Linked DNA regions of Homo sapiens: region 1 is linked to region 2. A link is a contact called in ENCODE Hi-C or POLR2A ChIA-PET data. All regions are on one chromosome and are shown on one strand. The core of a region is the stretch at or near the end of the contact, and the rest is flanking DNA. Distances in the headings are between cores, read along the strand shown. Region 1 overlaps RAB8B (RAB8B, member RAS oncogene family). Region 2 has its middle 25 kb from the start of USP3.

Region 1 (3,460 bases), core at 819-3,318, 270 kb after region 2:
TTACATTAAAAAAGAGAAATGAACTGCTGCTGAAATTAGAAGCAAGAGAACCCACTCTGGTCAAATCCACTGTCAGATGGAAAAGCTTTGTGAAGTGTTAGAAACGGTTGGGCATGGTGGCTCACGCCTGTAATCCTAGCACTTTGAGAAGCCGTGGTGGATGGCTTCTCGGCCTTTTGGCTAAGATCAAGTGAGAAGCCGTGGTGGGCAGATCACCTGAGGACAAGAGTTCAAGACCAGCCTGGCCAACATGGTGAAACCCCGTCTCTACTGAAAATACAAAAATTAGCCAGGCACGGTGGCACCTGCCTGTAATCCCAGCTACCCGGGAGGCTGAGGCAGGAGAATCGCTGCAACCTGGGAGGCGGAGGCTACAGTGAGCCGAGATCATGGCCCTGCACTCCAGCATGGGTAGCAGAGTGAGACTCCGTCTCAAAAAAAAAAAAAAAAAAAAAAAGAAAGAAACTGAGCGTACCCATTTCCAAGGAATTCAACACTGTTGAATTCTTTTTCAAACTTAAACTCCTAGATAACTACATTAGATCCTTTACCTCCCACACTGTAATACCTTGAAAGGAATAGCCAATCAGAATTTTTAAACACTGGAAATTTCTACATTTTACACGTTGGTATAGCAAACGAAACCACTTTTTTTTTTCCCCTGAGACAGAGTCTCGCTCTGTCACCCAGGCTGGAGTGCAGTGGCACAATCTTGGCTCACCACAACCTCCACCTCCCAGGTTCAAGCAATTCTCCTGCCTCAGCCTCCCGAGTAGCTGGGATTACAGACACATGCCACAACGCCCAGCTAATTTTTGTATTTTTATTAGAGTAGGGGTTTCACCATGTTGCCCAGGCTGGTCTCGAACTCCTGACCTCGTGATCTGCCCGCCTCTGCCTCCCAAAGTGCTGGGATTACAGGCGTGAGCCACCGCGCCTGGCCTGGAAACCACTTTTGTTTTGTTCTTGAGAGCAGATATAAGCGATGGAAATAAATGGAAAATGTAGAAAATTATTTGGAAGACAGAATTTACTCATTTTAAGTTTCAACACTCATATAAACAAAAGCAGTTGGAAAGAACTCATGTAGGAATTCCCCATAACCAGAAGGAAGATTGTTTTGTTTTGGGTTTTTTTTTAAGTGTCCATATTACAACTTAAATTTACAACTTAAGCTTTTATCATTATTTTAAAAATGAAAGTGGTATCATCTATAGTCATAAATGCACAGCCTACTGAATTTAAAAGAGGAGCACATTCCAGTTTTAGGCATAAGTACAGTAACTAAATAGACTTGAACAAGAAATTCTTTATCCAGTACAGATTTTCTGAGCATTTGGCACTATACAGAAAACCATGATTTACTAAGCACCAATCAACTGACCTAAGTTACATTATAACAGCACCCCTAGCCTATCCTCTGCTTTGCCCCACGTCCCCCTCCAAACATATCCACCTGAAATAGTACCTAGAAGACATTTGTCCTTATCAGATTTTATTTGAAGGAAGAAGTCAGAAAGGAATTATCTAGTAATAACTTAGTTACAATTTCAGGTACCAGCAGAGAAGCCAAAAAATGAAAATTAATCTGTGTACAAGCTGAAATTGTCCCTAGTTCTGAAAAGAGAATAGTCAGAACCTAGAGAGTTCCTTTTTGATTCCAAAGAGGGAAGGAAGGGAGGAAAGAAGGGAGGAAGAGAGGGAGGGAGGGAAGACTTAGACACTAAAACATGCTTTAGGCCTCTGCCAAAGCCTTATAAAAAACTAAGACAAACCTCATAGTTAACTACTGACAGTGGCATGTGCTTTTAATTCTATTCTGAAAATGTGCATGCAAGCAAGGCAAAATTATATCATGGTTCTCATTTACATTTATCATTGCCTCACTATGGGAATATATAATCACATACGGACATCTGTGGATGATTATATACAAAGACGGGCCTTTCAAGATCAAGTTTAAGAGTTCTAGTGTCTTTCTATTCATACACCAATCATGAAGCAATTCACTAGAGCTGTTTTAGGGAATACGGAAATATTTGGGGAAGTCCAGAGGCTGTCTCCTCATCACGTACAAAAATTTTGTAATAATTTCCTTCACCTCCCCCTCTTCCCACAGTAAAGCTCAGCAGTGACATTTCCTTTCCCCTATCTAGTTATATGAATCACTTTTTACTTTACTACATTTTTAGGGATTCTGTGTTTTTACCTTGAATCAAAAGTGATGCCAAATTATCACTAATACATCTTGACTCTTCTGATCCCCAATCAGAATTTCCCCTCCCCTAATTGAAAGTGACATTTTCTAGTACAAAAATTTTCACGCAAAATGAGGTTAGACTAGAATAAATATGAGTCAGATGAACATGAACTGAAACAGAAAAATGTGCTGGTGCAATCCCTCCCTTAACAACTTTATCTCACAACCCCGGATGTTTAAAAATGATAAACATGGTGACCTATCCAAGAACAACCTGGATATCAAGTTTTCGTTGTTTGTTTTTTGCTGCGAACTAGTTCAGCATGCTCTGCTTGTTATACATCAAGGATGCCTCTACATCAATTCAGGAGGAAAGACTACAACGCACTGTGTAGGAAGATGGGGCTTTTAGGCCAGGCACTGTGGCTCATGACTGTAATCCCAGCGCTTTGGGATGCTGAGGCAGGAGGACTGCTTGAGCCCAGGAGTTCAAGACCAGCCCAGGCAACATAGAGAGACTCCCTCTCTTAAAAAATTAAATAAAATGAGCTGGGCATGGTGGGACACACCTGTAGTCCCAGCTACTTGGGAAGCTGAGGTGGGAGAATCACCTGAGCCTGGGAAGTTGAGGCTGCAGTGAGCCATGATTGCGCCACTGCACTCCAGCCTAAATGACAGAGTGAAATCCTGTCTCTAAAAAAAAGAAAAAAACACAGGGCTCTTCATGTTGTTGAATGATCAACTAGGGGCAACTCCCCTTCAGCCATGACAGTTATGAGATGTCTATCAATATCTATCATGACCAGTCACTAGTTGCAATTGACTAGTGTCAGTCAATATATGACAATACTAAGAAAAATGCGGTGCTTGGCAAAAAAAATCCACCAAAACTATGACTGGATTTAACTGGAAGTTAATTTTGAACTCTACCACACTACCTGTACTTTTAAGAAGATACATTTAAAGAAAGTAAATACTAAACACAGTATCAGGAAGCTTTATAAAGGAAATATCAAACTATGGCTCTCTCTAAAGTCTTGCGTAAACATTCTTTCCTATTCTAATGGCCATCAAAGTTAAGGATATAATAGGGTTAAACCAGAATCTCAATGAGAGAGATGGTGAACACATATAGTCTGGGGTAGAACACAGTTATAATATCACAGTACGTGAGACAATAATCTCCCAACCTCCCAACTCAGAAAGGGACAAGAATTCACTCAATCTGGCTGTAGTTTCAGGAACATCTGTGAAGCATTT
Region 2 (3,741 bases), core at 196-2,695:
CCTTCCTCCATTTACTCCCAGGCTCCCCTCAGACACTTGCACTCTGGGACTTGATTCAAAGCCAGTCATTTACCCCAGGCAGCAGCTATGAGAAACCAGGTAGACCCTCCAAGCAACGAGCTAAGAGAAACATCCCCAAACAACCAGAATGGGCCCTCGCACTGTGCCCTCCTCCTCTCAGACACCAGACAACGGTGGGCTCATCTGGGCTGCATTTAAGAGGCTGATGGCCCTGATCTGCAAGCCTGGTTTAGAACCTGCCCGTTCAATTTGGATTTGATTCTATTCAATTAGATTTAATTCCTTCCAACAATGAAGTATCAGGTGCTGGGCAAGACCAGTGTGTTTAAACCTCTGAGGCTCACCTCCCCAGAAAACAACTTTGTCAGTGACAATTCCAAAAGTGGAGTCTAGTTGAAAGGTATTTTAACTGGGACAAGGAATGGAAGGAGAGGGAACTGCAGGCTATATGGGTTTTGTCATGATTGAGGAATCGATCATGACTGCTCCTCCCACTGAGGCCTCCAAGCCTCACCAGGGAGATAGGGTATTCACATCAAACAGGCCAAGGCCACAGAGGGCTAGTCACCCCTCAGTGTAGTTTAGAAACCTGTGTGTGCTGCGGAGCAGGAGCAGGAAAACCAAGGGGAAAAAGAGCACATCATGAGAGGAGAAACAGTTAAAGCTGTCCCCTTTGATATCCTCCCTATTGGAAAATTCCAATTCTGACGTTCCAGTTCTTTTTTTTGAGACAGAGTTTCGCTCTTGTTGCCCAGGCTAGAGTGTACAATGGCGCGATCTCGGCTCACTGTAACCTCTGCCTCTCCAGTTCAAGTGACTTTCCTGCCTCAGCCTCCCAAGTAGCTGGGTTACAGGCATGCGCCACCACGCCCGGCTAATTTTTGTATTTTTAGTAGAGATGAGGGCTCACCATGTTGGTCAGGCTGGTCTCGAACTCCTGACCTCAGGTGATCCACCCTCCTCGGCTTCCCAAAGTGCTGGCATTATAGATGTGAGCCACCTCGCCCGGCCTCCAGTTCATTTTAAATACATTGAAAAATATATCCATCTATTTTGAGGGAGCAAGTCTGATCACAAGACAGTAGGGAGAGGTATCAAGGTGAGCGGGTGAGAATGAAACAAGTTACACTAATTAGTAAATTGCAGAAGACACTGTACATGTCAGCCAGACCTCTAAAGAGACAAAACAAGATCAAGACAAAAAACCCCAGCAGATTTGAAGAATGTTTACATTCTTGCAACCACAAATGGGAAGTGAGCTCAGGGCCCAGTGGGAGTTTAACAAAATAAAGTTCAAAGTGGAGGCTGCTCTGTGCATATTCCACCCCCTGGTTGCCCTGGCAATGAAACATCTGCCTTACAGTAATGAAATCATATTGAGAAGAAACCCACAAGCGCAAGAGAGCGTCTTTGCCTGCAGACTTGCTGTTGATGTTGCATCTGCCTGCAGCCACCACTGCTTTACTCACTGACAAGGTGCCTAGTGGGAAACCCCAGGAACCTAGGCCTGGGAGGTCTCAGGAGCTTCACCTCCTGGAGGCCTGCTCGAGGGGCTTGGCCTCAGAGACCTGCACTCAGGAGGGGTCAGAGACAGTAGAACTTGGGGTCCGCTCCCTGGCTAGCTAATTAATTCTTGAGCATGTCTTGGAGACGTCGCAGAGAAGGCAAAATGAGTAAGATGAGATCCCTGTTCTTGAGGGGCAGAGAAAGTAGAGGTGCAAATACACAATTAGTTGTGAGAGAAGGCCAAGTTGAGAGGGCAAACAGAGTCCTACAGAAACTCTTTTCTTCTTCATTATTCTTTTTCTTTTTTTTTTCAAGACAGAGTCTCACTCTGTCGCCCAGGCTGGAGTGCAATGGCGCGATCTTGGCTCACTACAACCTCTGCCTCCTATGTTCAAATGATTCTACTGCCTCAGCCTCCCGAGTAGCTGGGATTGCAGGCGTGCATTACCACATCCAGCTAATTTTTGTATTTTTAGTAGAGACCTGGTTTCACCATGTTGGCCAGGCTGGTCTTGAACTCCTGACGTCAAGTGATCTGCCCACCTCCGCCCCACAAAGTGTTGGGCTTACAGACAGCCGTCACACCCGGCCTTCTTTTTCTCATATAGAGGTCATGTTTTTATGGAAAGAAACTTAGCAAGGATGAAAATAAGCCAAAGGAAAAAATTAAAATCACTCCAAATCACATCAGCCAGAGAGAACCACCATTAACATGTTAACATTACCATTAAAGGTGTATCTTTTCGAATGTTTTCTTATGCAAATAGATGAACATGTTAAAATATATATTTGTTCTGTCTATATAAACATATTTTTTCTGAAACAAGATTATATTACATATAGGATTTTGCCCTTTGGCACCTAAAAATACACCATGAGTATATTTTCAGGGAGCACATATATACAACTGGCACCGACATATTTAATATCTGCACTGCTTCCATTATTTGACCTTAAAATAACTTAGCCAACCAAGGTGGAGAGATGGGAGGTTGCTGTCCTTTCCCTCAAGTCGAGTGACGGGGTTCCAATGGCAACACACACTGAGGTGCACAGAGCCCACGCTGGTGTCAGACCCCGCTTGAGAAATCTCAAGGGCATGCAGTCTGGCTGGTAGCTGATGGATAGGATAAAGGGCAGAAGCTGTGCCAGGATCAGCCACCACTCCCAGGATTGTCAGAGTCCAGGATTCACAAGCATTTCCCAAGGACCACAGGCCCAGAGAAACAGGCTGCTTGGTGATCAACATAAAGGTTACAGCAGAACGGAGCTTGCACTTTATTTGGATACTAATGAGCGCCCATTGGGAGGCTAAGGAGGGAGATAGTTCTCTTAGAGCCTGGTGGTAGGAGATGAATCTCATTGTGTGTAAGACACCTGGAAGAAGGGAGACAGGAGACCAGGAAATCAGTTCAGAGGCTGTTATCAAAGTCTGAAGAGAGACATTTCCTCCTTCTACAGGAGTTACAGAATCTGGGCTCAAATCCGACCTCTCCCACTGATGAACTTGAATCAGTCACTTCACTTTCCTGAGCCTTAATAGCTCACCAGTAACATGGGCATAAAAACAACCTCAACGACGTATGAAAATGTTTCACAACTTGATAGAAGTGGTGGTTGTACAATATTCTGAATGTACTAAATGCTACTGGATTTTATACTTTAAAATGGTTAATTCTATGTTATGTGAATTTCTCCTCACTTAAAAAACAGAATAGTCCCTAGGGTTGTTGTGAGGATTAAGCAAATCTGGTGGGTTTGTCTGAATAGTCACTCTTTTTCTTTTCTTTTCTTTTCTTTTTTTTTGTGACGGAGTTTCACTCTTATTGCTCAGCCTGGAGTGCAGTGGCACAATCTCGGCTCACTGCAACCTCCGTCTCCCTGGTTCAAGCGCTTCTCCTGCCTCAGCCTCCCACGTAGCTGGGATTACAGGTGCCTGCCACCACACCTGGCTAATTTTGTATTTTTAGTAGAGACAGGATATCACCTTGTTGACTAGGCTGGTCTTGAACTCCTAACCTGAAGTGATCCACCAGCCTCGGACTCCCAAAGTGCTGGGATCATAGGTGTGAGCCACCACGACTGGCCTTTTTTTTTTTTTTTTTTTTTTTTTGAGACAAGGTCTCGCTGTGTTGCCCAGGCTGGAGCGCGCAGTGGTGCGATCTAGGCTCACTGCAACCTCCGCCTCCTGGGTTCTAGTGATTCTCCTGCCTC

What was found. Hi-C counts contacts between places; a loop is a spot of excess contacts on that map. ChIA-PET counts read pairs that join two places held with the same protein, here RNA polymerase II (POLR2A). Pooled maps may share reads with other maps.
Region 1: a loop to region 2 is called in a pooled map, with 9 times the contacts of the local background. The contact joins two enhancer-like sites. A Hi-C loop is called at or near these places in 10 of 37 single-sample maps with no recorded cell type and 10 of 50 pooled maps. POLR2A ChIA-PET finds 5 or more read pairs at or near these places in 2 of 52 experiments (AG04449 and activated CD4-positive, alpha-beta T cell).

What each region holds. Positions count from the first base shown.
Region 1 is chr15:63,211,284-63,214,743 of GRCh38, reverse strand. The region is part of intron 1 of RAB8B (RAB8B, member RAS oncogene family); the gene reads right to left. Among named protein-coding and RNA genes, the nearest start is that of RAB8B, 23 kb to the right of the region's middle. Within about 2 kb of position 2,068, at least 13 of the 41 ENCODE cell types and tissues checked have a DNase peak (open chromatin) inside an H3K27ac peak, as active enhancers do.
Region 2 is chr15:63,477,420-63,481,160 of GRCh38, reverse strand. No RefSeq gene overlaps it. Among named protein-coding and RNA genes, the nearest start is that of USP3, 25 kb to the left of the region's middle. Within about 2 kb of position 1,445, at least 10 of the 41 ENCODE cell types and tissues checked have a DNase peak (open chromatin) inside an H3K27ac peak, as active enhancers do.